Regions from separate parts of the Mus musculus genome. Here region 1 is linked to region 2. The links are chromatin loops, found by intact Hi-C in ENCODE. Cell type or tissue: left cerebral cortex. All regions are shown on one strand. Each heading gives the region's core, and the rest is flanking DNA. Links, peaks and the distances in the headings are about the cores only. Region 1 overlaps Adgrl1 (adhesion G protein-coupled receptor L1). Region 2 holds the start of Mir1668 (microRNA 1668).

Evidence for each region. A loop is a pair of places that touch in the nucleus more often than their neighbours do. Peaks named below come from ENCODE experiments on the same cell type or tissue, not always from the same donor. Only the 100,000 strongest peaks of a DNase experiment are listed, where the experiment ranks them.
Region 1: a loop joins it to region 2, with 2.1 times the contacts of the local background. A loop is called at or near these places in 1 of 42 quality-filtered maps.

Annotation. Positions count from the first base shown.
Region 1 is chr8:83,918,786-83,926,785 of GRCm38, reverse strand. Adgrl1 (adhesion G protein-coupled receptor L1) reads right to left here. Exons shown (of 23, transcript NM_181039.2): 3 at 7,753-7,966; 4 at 3,678-3,787. Among named protein-coding and RNA genes, the nearest start is that of Adgrl1, 23 kb to the right of the region's middle. In left cerebral cortex, for the core only: a CTCF peak has its summit at 4,991 (motif pointing right); DNase peaks (open chromatin) are centred at 5,001, 5,603 and 7,835; H3K27ac peaks cover 559 bases.
Region 2 is chr8:83,718,559-83,728,310 of GRCm38, reverse strand. Ddx39a (DEAD box helicase 39a) reads right to left here. Exons shown (of 11, transcript NM_197982.3): 2 at 8,713-8,924; 3 at 8,372-8,499; 4 at 7,670-7,762; 5 at 7,171-7,354; 6 at 6,459-6,577; 7 at 5,950-6,081; 8 at 5,753-5,862; 9 at 5,518-5,662; 10 at 5,277-5,424; 11 at 4,960-5,186. The coding sequence starts at 8,920. The coding sequence ends at 5,170. Adgre5 (adhesion G protein-coupled receptor E5) reads left to right here. Exons shown (of 20, transcript NM_011925.2): 10 at 1-30; 11 at 100-216; 12 at 343-566; 13 at 2,282-2,446; 14 at 2,965-3,156; 15 at 3,313-3,542; 16 at 3,624-3,693; 17 at 3,782-3,873; 18 at 3,951-4,119; 19 at 4,234-4,332; 20 at 4,409-5,060. The coding sequence ends at 4,438. Mir1668 (microRNA 1668) reads left to right here and starts at 4,327; the gene lies at 4,327-4,433. In left cerebral cortex, for the core only: a CTCF peak has its summit at 3,334 (motif pointing left); a DNase peak (open chromatin) is centred at 3,363.

The sequences.
Region 1 (8,000 bases), core at 1-8,000, 200 kb before region 2:
GAGAGAGAGGTGGGGAGAGGAAGAGGAAGGAAAAGAAGAGACAGAGTGAAGAAGAGAGACCTCTACCGGTGCCTGTGGAGGCTGGGGAGTCCCTCCCTCCCCACCCGCCTGGAAGCTTACACATTTCTCCTAAGGGAGGCAAAAGAAATGAGAGATGAGGTCAGGTACCCTGCAGGGACCAGGGACCAGAGAGGTACAGAGGGGGTGAGAGGAGAGAGAGAGAGAGAAAGAGAGACGGGTGTAGGAGTGGGGTGAGAATCTTGCCCAGGCTCAGAGAGGAGCTTCCGTGAGTATCTGGAGGGTGGAGAAGCCCGTGGCCATGACCTTGGCCTTGGTGGTGCTGCAGCACCAGGGCCAGCCCAGCTGTGCCGGGAGGACACCCGGGGCAGGGAAATCACTGGACCAAGTAGGGTGGGGGAGAAGAAGGGGGGGAGGGGTGGGCCACATGAGTATGGTACGGGTGGAACAAAGTGTGAGTTAGGGGTTAGCATTGGTAACAGTGCGTTTACCTTTCTGCTCCACTTCTACTTTAAGCATCGGAAGAGAGAGAGAAAACAAATTGAAAAAAAATGTGCAAGAAAAAAAAAAGAGAAAAAAAGATTAAATTGCTTTCGTTTCTTTTCTGGCCACACGCCCCCTCTTCCTGTCTTTCCTCCTGCTTTCCCAACCCCTTCCGTAGCATCATTTCAGCCCCCACCCCCAAGTCCCTTCTTTTGGGGTAGGATGGGGTGAGAGGGTGCTGAGGAGAAAGTGAGAAGGGTCAGGGGGACACACAGGAGGGAAGAGACAAAGAGACTGGGTATGGTACAGACAGGCAGGTAGACAGAGCCCTCAGGCAGGAAGGGCCCCAGGTATAAAGAGGAGCCCCAAACAGGAGCTGAACTCTGGCTAGGGGGGCACACACCAGGCAGTAGAGAACCACAGGGCTCCTCTTCACCCTGTGTGCTAAATTACCCTGTTAGAACTAGGGGAGGAGAGAAGGGTGTCTCCGGGGCCTAGGTGCCCCACTCAGCCAAGAGCATAGGCTGAGCCCCTTCCCCTTCGAGTAGGCCCCACCTGAATCCAGCTATGTTCCCCTAAACCCTCCAGACCCCTGAAACGCACAAAGAAAGGCTAGTAGAGCCAGACACAGAACAACAGAGGCAGGCAGGCAGGTGCCCCGGCCTCAGACAGAGCCAGGGTAGGGGAGACAAGAGGCACAGAATTGGAGGGGACATAGACTGGGCTGGACAGCACGTGGCAGACAGGCTCCTACACTCTCGGGGGTGGGGGTTGGGGGCTGGAGGGGTGTCTCAAGGTTCAGCTGTTCTGCCCAGTCCACCAAAGGCCCAGAAGCCCTAGCTGCACCCTACCCTGCCCACCGCCCTTGATGACGCACAGGTGGCACCTGGGGAGGAAGGGAGAGTTAGGCTGTGCTCAGCTGCAAAGCAAATCCAGTGTTAGTTCAATGTCTGGGGTTCCCACACTCCAGTGATCCACCTCCCCCAGCTGTGGGACCCCTGCCCCCCACCCCTGCCCCACCTTCACCAGCACTGGGGTCACCCCAGCCTCTGAAGCCCAAGGTCCTGGGGCTGAGCAGTTGGATTCCCCTCTGGGCACCGGCTTGGGTTCTGCAGGGACTGTCTGGCTCCCCAGCGCCTCGCCCAGGGCCTAGCACTCAGGATATGCTCAGGGAAAGTCATGGAGGTGTGTGCCTGTCAGCTCCCTGGCTTTGGCTATTCCTGGACCCCAACCCCAATGACCTGGGGCGGGGGTACAGGAGCTAACTCAACTGCCTGCCCAGGAGCACTTGTGGTCAGCCCTATCCACGACACCCGCTCTGTCTGTGCACTGTCTTCGAAGGCTCATTTGTATTTTCCTCAGTCTAAACCTGCCACCTCTGCCCTGTGTCACCTTTAACCCCACAGCCCGTCTTCCTGGGTTGTGCTCCTTAGACAAATGGTGTGGTGGTGGTGGTGTTGGCTTTAAGTCTCTAAACTCCACTCAGTACCCATGGCCTCTTCTTTTATTCTTGTACCTTGGTTTGGACTCTGGACTGGACCAGGGACCTTTCCAGTCTTGGGACTGCCTGTCTGGAGAGCTGGGTTCACTAAATGTTGCTATTCTTATTTTGATTACCATGGCAATAACAGTAACTAGTTAGAAGTGAAGTGTAGTCACAGTGACGGCCAGTGCTCATGAGGATGCAGGGACAGTGCAGGCCCTCGAAGTCAGGCCTACTGGCACCCTGATTACAGCTAGGGAAACTGAGGTTCAAAGGAGTGAGGCCACGCAGCTGCCATTCCCTCAAAACCTATGGTGGCCTGGGTGGACCACAAAGCAGCCTGGGCCCCATGCTGTCTATTACCTCAAGTACTCTGGGCACACTTTGACCCCCTCCCCCATCATAGAAGAGTAAGAGGCTCAGGTGGTGGGAAAGAGTGTCCGTACCATCACTGAGCACATCTTGAACCAGGTTCGGGACTGGGCGCTGGGGGGGAAAGTCGCAGCCTCTGCCTTCGGGGCTTTGCTCCTGGGAGCAGACTCTGGCCGCAGGGCCAAGCGCTTGTCACTCCCGATCTCCAGGACTCACGCCTCCGTCTGCAGCACCCGAAGAAATTTTAAGTCATTTGCTGCAGGTCTCAGAGCCAGACAAGTCAGGAGCCGCAGTCAAACCTCGCACCACCTACCCGACCCCCTGTCCTAGACTCCCTGCTTTGTCCCACCTCCCTCCCTGCTGCCCCAGCTGCAGGTGGGCAGTGTCCCCAGTGCTGTGGGGAGGCTTCGGGGAGCGGATGGGCATCCCCCTCAGGCGGTGGAGGAAGGCCTCAGGCACTGAAAGGAAAGGGCGAAGACTAAAAGAAGAAAGTTACACGAGCAGTAAGTGAGCCTGGTCACCCATCATCCTGGCTTCACCTGCAAGGAGAAATCAAAGGTTGGAGGGGTTGGGGTGGGAGAGCTGGGTGGGAGGGGAGAGGAGGGAGAGAGATGAGGTCTCCTGCTCCCCTGCCCTCACTGGGACACCCTGATGGTCTTGTCCCCCCTCTTTTGCCTAGAGGGCCTCCCTACCTCCAGGCTGGCTGTGTGAAGCCAGGTGAGAGGACAGAAGGGGTGGTGGGTGGAGGCGGGAGGACAGTGGGCAGGGCTACTGGGGCGCTGAGGACGCATGAGCTCTGTCTGCTTCCCTTGGTCAGATGCAGGATAGTTAGGCGCTGGCTCCCAAAGATCATCTTAGGGGGCAGCACTTCCTTTGTGGACAGGAAGTGTTCTCAGGGTAATACGTAAGGAGCGACGAGTGGAGGAGACGGTGAAGGTGAGGGCCATTCGGGTGTGAACACTATCAGGAGGGAGGCAGAGCCGGTGGAAGGCTGGGCGATGCTAGCGGGTTGTAGGAGTGTGGCTCTGAAGGACTTTAGCAAGTAAAGGGCACGTGAGGAAGCAGGGGTAGTGGGCAGGTGACTAGCACTGAAGATGCCCCTACAGGAAGGGGGACAGGGTCTGTACAGTGGGATAGCAGCCACCAAATATGGACAAGTGGTTTGTGAAAAGAATGTGTCCGAGTGGGAGCAAGCCTGCTGCCCTGTGCCCAGCCCTATGGATGTGTGCGCATGTGCGCACAGGTGTACTGGATCAAGGTTCTCCGTCCCTGCTCCACTGGGGGAAGGGCCCAAAACAGCATGAGGAACAAGATGACTCACTGTAAGGGACACAGTCGTACTGCACCTCCAGGTATTTGTAGGTTCCAGGACAGGGGTCAGGAAAGGCGTCAGAGCCGGCCACCACCACACACTGGGTTCGGTTATTACACCTACAGACGGAGAAGGAAAAAGGAGCTGAGAATGGTGGACTCAGGAGGCTCAAGGGTCAGAGAGCAAACGCAGTCCAAAGGGAAGGTGCTATGGAGTGCAGAGACTGGAGTGCTCTTTTGCTTCCTGCCTGCCTTCTGTCCCACAAGTCTCTGCAGCCACGAGGCAGGTTCTCCCTAGACCAGTACACCTCTGGCAGGCTTCTTTAACTTGAGTGTGAAGCCCCCGTGCCAGTTAGTAAAAGTACACATACTACCACATGTGATGGGTATTTTTGCAAACTACAGCATCCACAGAAGACTTAGTGCCTGTTGTGACACCTTGGCCCTTCTCATGGTCACTGTCACACTCTTGGACAGTGTCTGAGAGGGTCTGCAGCCAGCACAGCCAGAAAAGTCATGAATCTCTACAGGGATTCACCAACCGCAGTCCCTGCTGGCTCCTCCATGGATAAGGATGCCTTATTTTACAACTCGAAGATACCATCACAGACGCTTGTCCACATTTGGTGGCTGCTCACCACACAGACCCTATCCCCTCCTGCAGGGGCGCCTCAAGTCCAGTCACTGCCAACTCCCTGCATCTTCACGTTAGTCGTTACCACCATCAGTGCCCAGCTAAGGTTCACCCTCGTTTTTAGCTAGACTGGGTTTAGAACTGCCTATGACATTAGTCAGGCGTGCTTCTAGGCATGTCTGCGAGGGTCTTGCCAGAGAGAAGACTCACCCCAAATGTGGACAACTTGAGGGCCTGGACTGATGCAACAAAAGGGGGAAAGGAGAAAGGCAGAATGGTCACACATCCCCATGCATCCTGGAAGCCATGATAATCCAGCACTTGGGAGGCAAAGGCAGGTGGAGTTTGAGGCCAGCCAGGTCTACAGAGAGTTGCAAGGATACACAGAGAAACCCTGTCTTGAAATCCAAAAAAATGAAAAACCAAAACAAAAAAGTAACCTGAATCTGCCTCTAGTTCTTCCCGGCACCAGGAAGGACAGAAGAGGAAATCGGGGGGAGGCTAGGGAGGAAATGGAGAACTAGGCATGGCGAAGTCTGGTGTTATCCACCCACCCAAATCCTTTCTTTAAAGCTCAGCCATGGCCTCATAGAACACAGCAATCCCAGTCTTCAGCAGTGCGCTCTACAGAATTTATAACAAGTGTATGAACAAATCCTCAACACACATGTTCACAGCTGTACTGCCTACTTCCACCAACAGGGGGAGACAACACAAAAGTCTGTCCATGGAGGAATGCTGAGCAAAATGTAGCCTGTTAGAGATCTTGGTGGCATCAGTGGTGTAGTGCCTTGTAAAATGTAGCCTGCCCACATGACAGAATGGGCTAGGAAATGGGCTATGGTGCTGACGCATACCAAGGATAAATTTCAACAGTGATTGTGAGGAAAACCTGCATGGGGCAGGATGGGGTGTGTGTGTATGTATGTATGTATTTATGTATGTATGTATGATGTATATAGAGCCAACGCAAATACCCGGACAGAGAACACAGAGCTGAGGCAGCAGGAGACTGGGAAGCAGCTGATAAAAGCTATGTGGTTTCTTTTTGAAGCCATGGAATGCTCTGGAGCTAAGCTGAGCTGGTCAATGCACAAAATGTCGCCAAAAGCATTCAAATTTAGAGTTTTTAATTTCAACGGTAAGTGTAGCCCAATGGCAGATGCTCATCAGATGTGTACAAGGCCGGGCCCCGAGTCACCCCCCAGCTCTGTACCTGAGACTCCCCTGAAGCTGGAGTGAACTACCATGGAGAGTGGGTGTGCATCTGTCATTAAGTGGTGGGACTCAGTCCGGCGGCATCTGTCCAGGCAGCGTAGCCATGACCCTGACAGACACAAAGCTGGGGCACGCAGAGGAGAAGCAAGCTCCCGAGGCCCCATCATGCTCCCTGGTCCCTGTAACTCACCGCTCAGCCTCCAGTGTGGAGGAGGACACAGACATGACTCTGCTCTAGCTGTGCAGATATTGTGGAAATATCTTCCAGGTGCTCAAGGGAGGGGGGAGGGCCTAAGTCCTGGTTGGAGGCTGGATGAGGTACCAGGAGAACGGGGCAAAGGTGGTGAGGCAGCCCCAGCCTTGCACACTTTGAACCAGCCGGTCTTCCCAATGTCCTGTGACGATCTTGGTGTCTTCCTCTCCTCTGCCAACTATGCTGCTTCCAGCCTTCCTCCTGTTCCTACCGTGCAGGCCTTGAACTCTCACCTCTGAAGCATCAAGTGAGCAACTGCTGTGTACCTGGCCATAGCCACAGCAGTAAAGGACAAAAGTCTGTTGTCCCCATATGGCCAGTAACTTAAGAGTTAGGGAGGACATAAGATGAAATAGCAAGCAAAGGCTAACTATCTGATGGCAATATGGATGGAAGGCAGGCAGGGCCCTGAAGGGGTCAGGAATAGGGTAGGTCCTGAAGCCTCGGCGTGTACAGAAGTGTCCAGTTAGGCAGACAGCCACAAGGAAGCAGAGAATAGCCACTTGGAACATACTCATGTTTCTAAAAAATAAAAAATTAAAGGGGGGCCATCGAGATGGCTCAATGGGTAAGAGCACTGACTGACTGCTCTTCCAAAGATCCTGAGTTCAAATCCCAGCAACCACATGGTGGCTCACAACCACCCATAATGAGATCTGACACCCTCTTCTGGTGCATCTGAAGACAGCTACAGTGTACTTATTCATTTATAATAATAAATAATTGGGCTAGAGCAAGGAGGGACTGAGCGAGCAGGGTTGACCAGAGCGAGCAGAGGTCCTACATTCAATTTTCAACAACCACATGAAGGCTCACAACCATATCTGTAAGCTACGGTATACTCATATACATAAGATAAATAAAAATCTTTTTAAAAAATCTTTAAAAAGAAAGAGAGAACAAAACCCCAAACACAGCAGTTGGCTCTGTCACTTCCCAGCTAACAGGCCAGGTTCCTGTGGCCCACAGATCCCCTTGAAGGATGTGACAGACCAGAAAAGGAGGCTGGGGGCCTTCGGGCTACAGGGCTGCAAATTCTGACGCATGTTCAAGTACTGAGAACTGACCCAGCAAGCACTGCACAATCTTGCGTAGGGGGCACTGAGTGAGCTCACAGGGAAGGAGGGTCATCGGTCAGGGCAGGTCACAGATGCACTCAGCCTCAAGAAGGCTTGGGCTTTTGTAGAGGAAGGGTGGGGACAGAGAGTTCCAAGCAGAGGTATAGGGTTGGACTCAAGTGTCCACTGTGCTCACTGGCGGCCCAGGGAGAATGGCCTATCATAGATAAGATGGTGGCAAAGAGAGCAGGTGGAGGCCCTGTCCCGGGCATAGGTGCTTGTGGATAAACTAGGTGGGCCCAACTATTCCAGTAGGTTGTGCATCTTCACATGTGGTCCGCCCCAGCCTGAGACACTTCCTCAGCCACACTAACACAAGCTGCACATCTGCACACAGGTGCTCAGACATGACACCACAACCACACTGTATAGTCACTGCCCCTCACCAAGCTCAGGACAATTCTGCACAGCAAAGCGCCCCGCCCCGCCCCGCCCCGCCCCGCCCTGCCCCGCCCCGGTACTGTAAGCTTTGTAGGTCTTTCTTTGGAGAGCCTTCTCCCTTTGCATCCATGATACCTTTGCTTTGGTTCTGTGAGCTCCTACCTGAACCCAACATGGGCAAGCATCTATGGCACTGGTTACAACCTGTGGGTCACAACCCCTTTGGAGGGGTTGATATCCTGCACCTGAGATAGTTACATAACAATTCGAAACAATAGCATAGTTATAATTATGAAGAAGAAAAAAAATAAATTTATGGTTGGCGGCCACCCCAAAATGAGGAACTATATTAAAACTATATTAAAGGGCTGGAGAGCTGGGGGTGAGTGACTTAGGGGACAATGTCAGTGTGACGTGCTCCAGCTTCTGCACCTGTGCTCAGGGAACTCCTGTGGGACATGAGGTCAGGGAGCAGGCTCACCTCTGTGACATGATTTTGAAGGCGTCAGGCAAGTAGCACTGCACATTCTCCATCTGGAAAGGGTCGGCATCGCAGATCTTGTCATCTGTGCGCCCGTAGTTTGCATTCTCCACCATGATGACATCACTCCCCGGGCACCGCAGCTCGATGGGGTAGCCCTCACATGCTAGCTCCCGGCGCATCAACCCAAATGGGAGCCCAGCCCGGCTCAGGCCTGCAGAACAGTTGTAGACAGTGTCATAGTCACC
Region 2 (9,752 bases), core at 1-8,000:
CCTTCACCTACACGTCCCCTTCAAATACTGGTAAGCCTTCTTCCTGCCCCACCCCAGGAACCATCCTTGGTTCCCCCAATCATGTCCCTGTCTCTTCAGAACTGTCCCTGATGGTGAAGGAGCAAGACAACAAAGATGTTACCACAGTGCACCACGGCCAAACTTGGATGGAGCTGGACTGGGCTGTGACAGCTGGAGCCAAAATCTCAGAAAATGGTAGGGGTCCAGAGAGGGCGCCTGCCAGGGAAACCAGGGTGAGGTCTGGAGAGGACAGGGAGACACCAGCCCACTGGGAGGAGTACAGAGAGGGGACAGGAGTTGAGCCTTCATGTCTGCCCCCAGGCTCCTCGGTGGCAGGCATCCTGTCCAGCCCAAACATGGAAAAGCTGCTGGGCAACACCCCGCTGAACTTGGAGCAGAGAAGGGCCTCCTTGGAGGACTTCTATGGAAGCCCGATTCCGAGTGTCTCACTTAAGCTTCTCTCAAACATCAATTCTGTCTTCCTGACCAACACGAACACTGAAAAGCTCGCCTCGAATGTCACGTTCAAGTTCGACTTTACTTCTGTGAGTCCTCCAACTGGAGAGAGGGGAGGGGTGGGGATGCTCTGTGGCTCACCCCCTAACCAAAGTCAAAAGTCAGGGCAGCGCCTCTTGACCTACATGGTACGAGAGAACTAACTCCCAAAGTTATTCTGACTCCTTCCTCCAACACACACACAAAATAAATGTAATAAAAAACACTAAAAATACATAAAAAATTTAAAATCACAGCTGTGGGGTGTGTGTGGTGACACATGCTTTTAATTCTAGTACTTGGGAGGCTCTCTGAGTTTGAGGCCAGCATGGTCTACAGAAATTCAGGATAAAGCTCATAAAGACTCTGTCCCAAAAAATAAAACAGCAAAAAACAAAACTAAATAGATAAAAAAAGAAATAAAATCTGAGCTGGGTGTTGTGGCACAGACATTTTCCTCTCAATTGCTGGGAGGCAGGAAATTCAAGGTTCAAAGCCTGCCTGGAGTGAAGTTAAGGCCCACCTGAGCAACTTGGCAAGACCTTGTTTTCAAACTCAGTGCTACAGTTGGTTGGCATTCAGAAAGTCCCTGGGTTCAGCCCCTAGTACTGCTGAATTGAATGAATGAATGAGCAAACAGATAAGTAACTGTGAGGCAAGGCCAGTAGTTGACTCAATGGTGGAATGCTTACCTGGCATGGTAAGGTTTGGTCTTCAGTATCATAAAATGTTTTAAAAGGGGTGGGGAGATGGCTCAGTGGTTAAGAGCACTGATTGCTCTTCCAGAGGTCGTGAGTTCAATTCCCAGCTCCCACGGTTTCACCAAACCTTAATTTAATTCCCAGCCTGAGTTGGGACCTACATGGTAGTAGAAACCAGTTTTTTTTTCCATATTTTTTATTGGGTATTTATTTCAATTACATTTCCAATGCTATCCCAAAAGTCCCCCACACACTCCCCCACCCATTCCCCTACCCACCCACTCCCACTTCTTGGCCCTGGTGTTCCCCTGTACTGAGGCATATAAAGTTTTCACGACCAATGGGCCTCTCTTTCCACTGATAGCCGACTAGGCCATCTTCTGATTCATATGCAGCTAGAGACACGAGCTCCAGGGGTTATTGGATAGTTCATATTGTTGTTCCTCCTATAGGATTGCAGATCCCTTCAGCAGCTTGAGTACTTTCCCTAGCTCCTTCATTGGGGGCCCGTGATCCATCCAATAGCTGACTATGAGCATCCACTTCTGTGTTTGCCAGGCCCTGGCATAGTCTCACAAGAGACAGCCATATCTGGGTCCTTCTAACAAAATCTTGCTAGTGTATGCAATGGTGTCAGCGTGTGGAAGCTGATTATGGGATGGATCCCTGGATATGGCAGTTTCTAGATGGTCCATCTTTTCGTCTCAGCTCCAAACTTTGTCTCTGTAACTCTTTGCTGTTTGAGGCAGCCTGGAGTGTATGAGATAGTATACATAGACTGAGGACATCCAATAAACCTAGTTTTTGTTTTTAAATTACAATCTGTAGGCAACCATTCCCGCTGGCTCTTTTAATTTCCTTGGCATTTATTACCTGCTACTGCTTGTGATGTTTCAGCTCAGGGCAAGGGCTGGTGTCCTGTTGTTCAGTTGCTGGCTCCTCATGCTCTCTGAGCACAAAGTAGATACTTATGTAGCCAAAAGCAAGGTTCTCAGCTCCCCCAGACTGGCCCTAAGTGTGCTCAAAGTGTGCTTCCGACACCCTCACCACCTATCTGCCCACAGGTGGAGTCAATTGAGCCACGTCATGAGCTGATATGTGCCTTCTGGAAAGCCCACAACGGGAATGGGTACTGGGACACCGACGGCTGCTCAATGAATGGCACTGGCTTCTGCCACTGCAACCACCTGACCAGCTTTGCCATCCTAATGGCTCAGTACCATGTGCAGGTAAGCGGTAAGCTCTAGACCCACAGGTAGCCAGGTGTGCTAGGCAGGAGCATGGTCTCCACTCAAGGGTGTTGTTCAAGCAGGCTCCTTTGGATGGCCCCATGCCTTGCTTTTTAGCTCCTCCCCTGGAATCCTCTTTATGACCCAGTAGCTGATGGATGCAGGCCTCTTGTCTGAGTCACTGCACAACTGTCAAGAACTGCTAAAAGCACACCAGTCTGGGCAGATGAGATGGGTCAGTGAGTAAAGGTGCCTGCAGGTAGCCAACCTAATAACCCGAGTTCCATCTCCAGAAAGCACAGTGACAACAGATACTTCACCCGGCAACCCTCCTCCCCTGCAAATAAAAGGCCCTGTGTAGATTGTTCCAGGTAGTGTAGCTTCCTGAACATGGCTATTACCTGGGCCACATGGTCAGCTTGAATTAGCCAGTTGGCCCTGTAGTCCAAGACAGGATGCAGGATCATAGGTAGGAGGGGTGTGAGGGCACACCACTCATCCTGGTTGCCTGCTCCTAGGACCCAAGGCTGGAATTGATCACCAAGGTGGGGCTGTTGTTGTCCCTGATCTGCCTGCTGCTGTGCATCCTGACCTTCCTGCTGGTGAAGCCCATCCAGAGCTCTCGAACCATGGTGCACCTGCACCTGTGCATCTGCCTCTTCCTGGGCTCAATCATATTCCTGGTCGGCGTGGAGAATGAAGGGGGTGAGGTAAGTTCCAGAGCATGGAGTTAAGTCCTAGGAGTAAGGCCCAGCTGGGGCTCAGTGTGGAGCCAGAACCTGATGGAGCCCCGCTGCTGGGGCATGAGGCTTTGAAGCCCAGTGGTCCTACCGGGCACTGATTCTTCCTAACTCTCCATCCCACAGGTGGGCCTGCGCTGCCGCCTGGTGGCCGTGATGCTGCATTTCTGCTTCCTGGCCGCCTTCTGCTGGATGGCACTGGAGGGCGTGGAGCTCTACTTCCTGGTGGTGCGTGTGTTCCAGGGCCAAGGCCTGAGTACATGGCAACGCTGCCTGATTGGCTACGGGGTGCCCCTCCTCATCGTGGCCATCTCAATGGCAGTTGTCAAAATGGATGGCTATGGGCATGCAACATAGTGAGTGTACTGAAGTGAGGCCCAGGCTGGGCGGGGCCAGGGCTGGGGCACTGACTGATGGGGCACCTTCTCCTCCCCAAGCTGCTGGCTGGACTTTAGGAAGCAGGGCTTTCTCTGGAGCTTTTCGGGACCCGTGGCCTTCATCATTTTCGTAAGTACTCTCTGGGCACTGGAGGCCTGAGCAGCCAGACTGCTAACTCCTTGCAGCCCTATAACCCGAGACCATGATCCCCACTCAGTGCAATGCTGCCATTTTCGTGATCACTGTCTGGAAGCTCACAAAGAAGTTTTCTGAAATCAACCCAAACATGAAGAAGTTAAGGAAGGCGAGGTGAGAGGGGCAGGGAAGGAGGCTTTGGGGCAAGGGCTGGAGACCGGGCTGTTTGCTACAGTTGTCCACCCCCACAGGGTGCTGACCATCACCTCCATCGCCCAGCTCCTTGTGCTGGGCTGCACCTGGGGCTTCGGCCTGTTCCTCTTCAACCCCCATAGCACATGGCTATCCTACATCTTTACCCTGCTCAACTGCCTGCAGGGCCTATTCCTCTATGTGATGCTCTGCCTGCTCAACAAAAAGGTAGGCTGACCAGAGCTGGCTATGGAAGAGCCCAGGGTGGGAGGAGGCAGGGCCAGGCCTGAGTCCCTAGCCCAGCTCCTTTTTTCCCCATAACCTGGTGCCTTGTGTTCACAGGTGAGGGAAGAGTACTGGAAATGGGCCTGCATGGTCACTGGGAGCAAGTACACAGAGTTCAACTCTTCCACAACAGGCACTGGCACCAGCCAAACACGGGTAAGGGGCTGGCCTGCAGTGGGGCTGGGAGGGCAGGCCTAGGTGAGCTCAGCCTCAAAGGCCTCCTTCTCTGCAGGCTCTCAGGTCCTCAGAATCAGGGATGTGAAGGCGAGTTCCATGAAGGACAGCAGCACATACTCACGGCTGTCATTCTGCCTTCTGTTCCTGCCACCTTTCGGCCTTTGACCCCACTTCATATAAAGAAGGGATGCAAACCCAGCAATGAGCCCTGCCACGGGGCAAGGGGTCGCTGGTCCTGCTTCTGGTTGTCTCTGCCTCACCACAGCTACTGCCTACCAGAGAAACAGAATGCAGCCAGCCCAGACCTGCAGCCCACTGCCTGGTACACGAGGCAGGCAGTCCTAGGACAAAGGGAAGAGCCCTTGAGACCTGGGCTCTTTGCCAGGGTGCTGGGTTCAGTTTCCTTAAGCTAAGACTGTGGATGCCACGTCAGCCACTGAAGCCCGCCTGCTGCTGAGGCTCACGGTACAGAGGCCTCGCTGCTCCACATCCAGGGCAGAAGGTCTCACAGCTAAAGACTAGGTTTTGTAATTTTTTTAACCTGTAAACCTTTCAATGTTGACACACAAAATTAAATATCATATTGATAAAAAAGATGGCACGTTTGCTGGTGAGAAGTTTGCTGGCTTGACCCAACCCCATGAGATGTTGACCGAAAGGGATGGGGCTGGAGCCATGCATTCACAATAAAAGTTTATTCTTACATCACTAAAGCTTTGGAACAATAAAAAGAGACATCGATTTGTCACCTAGAAAGAGGTTCTGAAGCAGCAGGTGGGAAAGAGAGTGGCCATGTTGCCCTGGCTACACATACGGTTACCGGCTCTGCTCAACTGTAAAGACAAGAAAGACACAGTGAGTGAGGATAGAGGGCCTTTGCTCCTGAAGCCCCGCTCCTGCCCTGAGTGGCTCCAGGTACTCACTGTATGTGGAGATATCTATTTCCTCTGGAAGCTCAGCTACATTCACTTCAAACCGGTCCTGAACATCATTAAGGATTTTGGCATCATTTTCATCCGATACAAAAGTGACTGCCAGGCCCTTGGTACCAAAGCGACCAGCACGAGCCACCTGCAGAGAGATGGTCAGGAGACAGTCACTCCTGAGGATCTGAGAAGGGTGGGGGAGGTCCTGAGCCCGCCCACACTGGGAGGAGGCGCTCACTCGGTGAAGGTAGGTGTCTGAGTCCTCTGGCATGTCATAGTTGAAGACAATGTTGACTCGCTCAATGTCCATACCTCTGCCAAACAGATTAGTAGCCACCAGGATTCGTCGCTGGAAGTCCTTGAACTGCTGGTATCGGGACAGGCTAGAGCGGGAGACAAGCAGAGGCATTAAACCCGAGTCCCAGGTGTGAGCAGCCTTGGCCCTGGTGGACATCACTCACTCATGCACTCACCGCTCCTCCTGGGCCATGCCTCGGTGAATAGCGATAGCTGGGAAATTCTGCTCCACTAGGAGCTGGGCCAGGGCCATGCAGCGTTGCACAGACTTGACAAAGATCACCACCTGAAGAAGAAGGGTGTTTAGGCGCATAGATAATCACCCCACAGGCCCATATCTTGGTGTGGAAGGAAGGAAGGAAGGAAGCATCACCTGGTTAAACTCTAGCACGTCGAGGAGGTCGAAGAGCTTACGGTTCTTCTCACTGTCCTTGAGCTTGACGTAATACTGCTGCAGCCCATGCAGTGTGAGCTTGGTCTCGTCGTCCACAAACACCTCCATAGGCTGTGTGGGGAGGGAAGCAGGAAGGGGCGAGTAGGGCTCACTTCTGGGCGTCTCATGTGCCCGGAACCTTCCAGAGAGCAGCTCCTCTGTATTGATGATTCCCAGAGGGCCTGTTGCACCCAACCTCAGTAAACAATTCTCTCCCAAAAGCCGGATGTAAGCTCTGCCTCTGGCTCAGGTGTGGACCACTCAGCTCCCAGTTTGACAAACCAGGGGAAGGAAGGAGGCCGGCGAAGCCTCCTAGCATCCTCCAGGCCATGAGAGCAGTGTGCTTGTCGCAGAGTGGCCCAGCCCATCAGAGAGGGCCAAAGCTGCTGCGCTGAGGTGTTGGCCACGGTGGGCAGGCAGCCAGCCAGCTGGGGCGTCACCCTACTCACATCCTGCATGAACTTCCTGCAGACTGGCCGGATCTCCTTGCTCAGGGTGGCGCTGAACATCATACACTGCTTCTCGTGGGGTGTCAGACGAAAGATCTCCTGTACATCCCGGCGCATGTCTGGATGGGATGCCAACAAATCGCAAGCCTGAGTGTCTTGTCTGACTGAGCAGACCCACAGCAGAGAGGAACCAGCCCTTCCCAACCTGGACCGGACAACACTGGCACCATAGCCGTGGTGGAGTGGGCCCAGGGGTGTCCCCGCTGCCTGAGGGGCTGGGCTCGGATGGGCGGGAGCGCAAGCATGGGAGGAGCTGCGGTCCACTTACTCGCTGCCAGCATGGAGCGGCTGCCAGTGCGCCTTGAGCCACGCTTCAGGAAAGGGAGCCTGAGGCAGAGACAGCCACTGGCGTGAGAGCTGCAGCTGCTTCCCAGGACACATGCCCATCTCTCCCAGCCCCTGATGGTGGCTGAGGCCACTCTACTCCTCTAGATTCCCTAAAGGGCTGGCAGCTCATGGGGCCTAGGGTCCAGAAGCAGCACATACTCTGTAACCTCAGAATTCCCCTTAGGCTTCTCCTAGAAACCCTGAGTTCTGGCCACCCATGTGACCCACTATAAGAGCCACCTCTGCCTGCCCTATCAGGCCCCCTAGAAAACGGCTGTGACTCTATGAGTGGGAAACCAGCTGGACAGGACAGTAGGATGCTCACCCAGCTGTTCCAGCATCTTGTCACATTCATCTAGCACAAAGTGCTTCACATTCCTCAGGTTGAGGCTCCTGCTCCGCACAAGTGCCAGGATCCGGCCTGGTGTCCCCACCACAACATGAGGACAGTTCTTCTTCAACACATCTTCATCCTTCTTAATGGAGAGGCCTCCAAAGAACACAGAAACCTATGGGGACAGAAAGAAAGCTGTTTCCACCATCTGGGGGCAGTGATCCTTACAGCATAGGTCCCACCCATCCTGAGGGGACCTGACACTCCAGCCCCACTCCCTCAGAACCCAGGCGGGGCCGAAAAAACAGGGCAAGGCTGAGGTATGTGGGACCAGCACAAGCCTTGTGGGTTGGGCATAATTCATCAGGCTCATAAGGAACATAAGTTAGCATAAACCTCAAGATTGAGAAATGCTGCTTGAGCTGACACTGAGGCCAGCAGGGCTCCAGAAGGCCCCGTGGTACCCAGCACAGCACCTGAGGAGGCTTACCTTAACACTGGGCATGTACTTAGAGAAGCGCTCATACTCCTTGCTGATCTGGAAGGCCAGCTCCCTCGTGTGGCACATGACCAGGACTGATACCTAGAGAGCAACAAACAGGCCTTCTTTCCCAGAATCTACACCATCCTACCCCAAACCTACTGCTGTAGCCCAGTAGTTTGAAGCCCAAACATCTCCACTTCTCCTCACCCTGACCTATCCTCCTCATGGCTACAGTAGGCAAGGAACAGAATGGAGCACTGACCCTAAATAAAAGGGTTACCTCAGGCTGCCATGTCTTTTTGACCACCCACAGGATAGCCCTTCCCTAAATCCTCACACTCTTGTCAGACCCTGAAAAGACAAGCAGACACCCACCCAAGAAAGAACAAGCCAAAGCCTCACCAGGCCACCCAAGAGCTCGACCTTAGAGCCACACTCCAGACCACCACAACAGGATTCCTCCCAACCCCCACCCCAGCTCCCCATTCTGGACTCCAGTGTAAATCTTAAGATCCTACAATGTATCTATAGTGGTAGTGTTAAGAACACCTGCAAAACAAGTCAGCAGTCACTGTGGTGACTGCAGTCAGTAAAATTTCACTTCCCAGATACATTCAAAAGCCCACAGAGAAAATGGAAGTAGTTTTATGAGGCCCAAGACTGTACTGTCATGTGGTAACTCTAGCCCAGAAAAGAGCCCACACCTACCTGGCCATTGACAGGCTCAATCTGCTGCAGGGTGGCCAGCACAAACACAGCTGTCTTGCCCATCCCAGACTTGGCCTGGCACAGGACATCCATACCCAGAATGGCCTGGGGAATACACTCATGCTGGACTAAGAAAGAAAAAAGCGTGTGAGTTAAGACACTGGCTGCTGCCTCTCTGCACACTCTTCTGCCAGACCCCAACCATCTGCTTGCATAGAGGCTGCTGATATAACTGACTCACGGGGAGGACATATCCCCTATCCAAGGCACAGGAGAAGCTCAGGATGGGTAGGATTTACTCTGGGAAGAGGGCATAACAGGGTGGCACCAGTGTAGCATACCCTCTGAAGGATGCTCAAAGCCACAGTCAACTATAGCTCTCAGGAGCTCTGGCTTCAGTAGAAAGTCCCGGAAGCCAGAACTGTGGATGGAGACATAAGATCCTTTGACATCTTTCTTCGGGGGAGCTGGAGTGCTCTCCTGGGGTGCCTGGGGCTCTTCATCTTCATCATAATCCAAAAGTTCATTTTCCACATCCTGTTCTGCCATGGCACTGAGAACAGAAAAGAGGGTAAGGTAGAAACACATCTGAGAACCACGTAGGAAAACCCACTTGGCAGAGAAGGAGGATAAGGAAAGGGTGGCAGGGGCAAGCCCTGGACAGGCAGAGCTCAGTGGTGTACAGGACTTCCCACTTCAGCCTACTGTCCTGTCACCATCCTCTCAGCAACCTCCCATCTGCTACACACCACTCTCCCATCCAATGCCACCCAGCCCAAGCATTCTAAGGTCTACCATACTACAAATGGGGACCTGGCCCAGTGATCTACCAGGTTCTATCCCCAACACCACAAATCAAATAAGTGATAGTTATCACACAGATTCGTCACTATAGCCCTCATGGCCGTTTTCAAGTCTGTATATACAAGATTTTTTTTAGACAGCCCTAATAGTCCTGGCTGTTCCAGAACGGACAGTTACAGGTTGACATCATTTCACCTGGCTAATGTGTCCTCACTGACATTCAAGTTTTGGCACTAATAAGGTTTCTCAGACCACCCTCCCAAGGAGCTCCTGGAACCCACAGCTTGGACCTGAAGTTGTACCTGCCTTGGTGTTGAGAAAGGAGTTGTTGTGGTCAAGAAGCAAGCAGCATTTCCCCTACCAGCCCAGCCCAGCCCAGCCCAGCCTAGCCTAGCCTCCCCTACCTTTTGTGGTCTACACAGGGGAATCATTAAGAGCTTTTATGAAGAGGATTCCCATTGGGCCAGGCCAGCAAGCCAGCCAGTTAAGATGCTAAATGGAATTCTCAGGAGACGAGCTCACCCCCCCCCCCACACACACTTTATTAATCCCTTATACACCAAGTACAAGGCACACA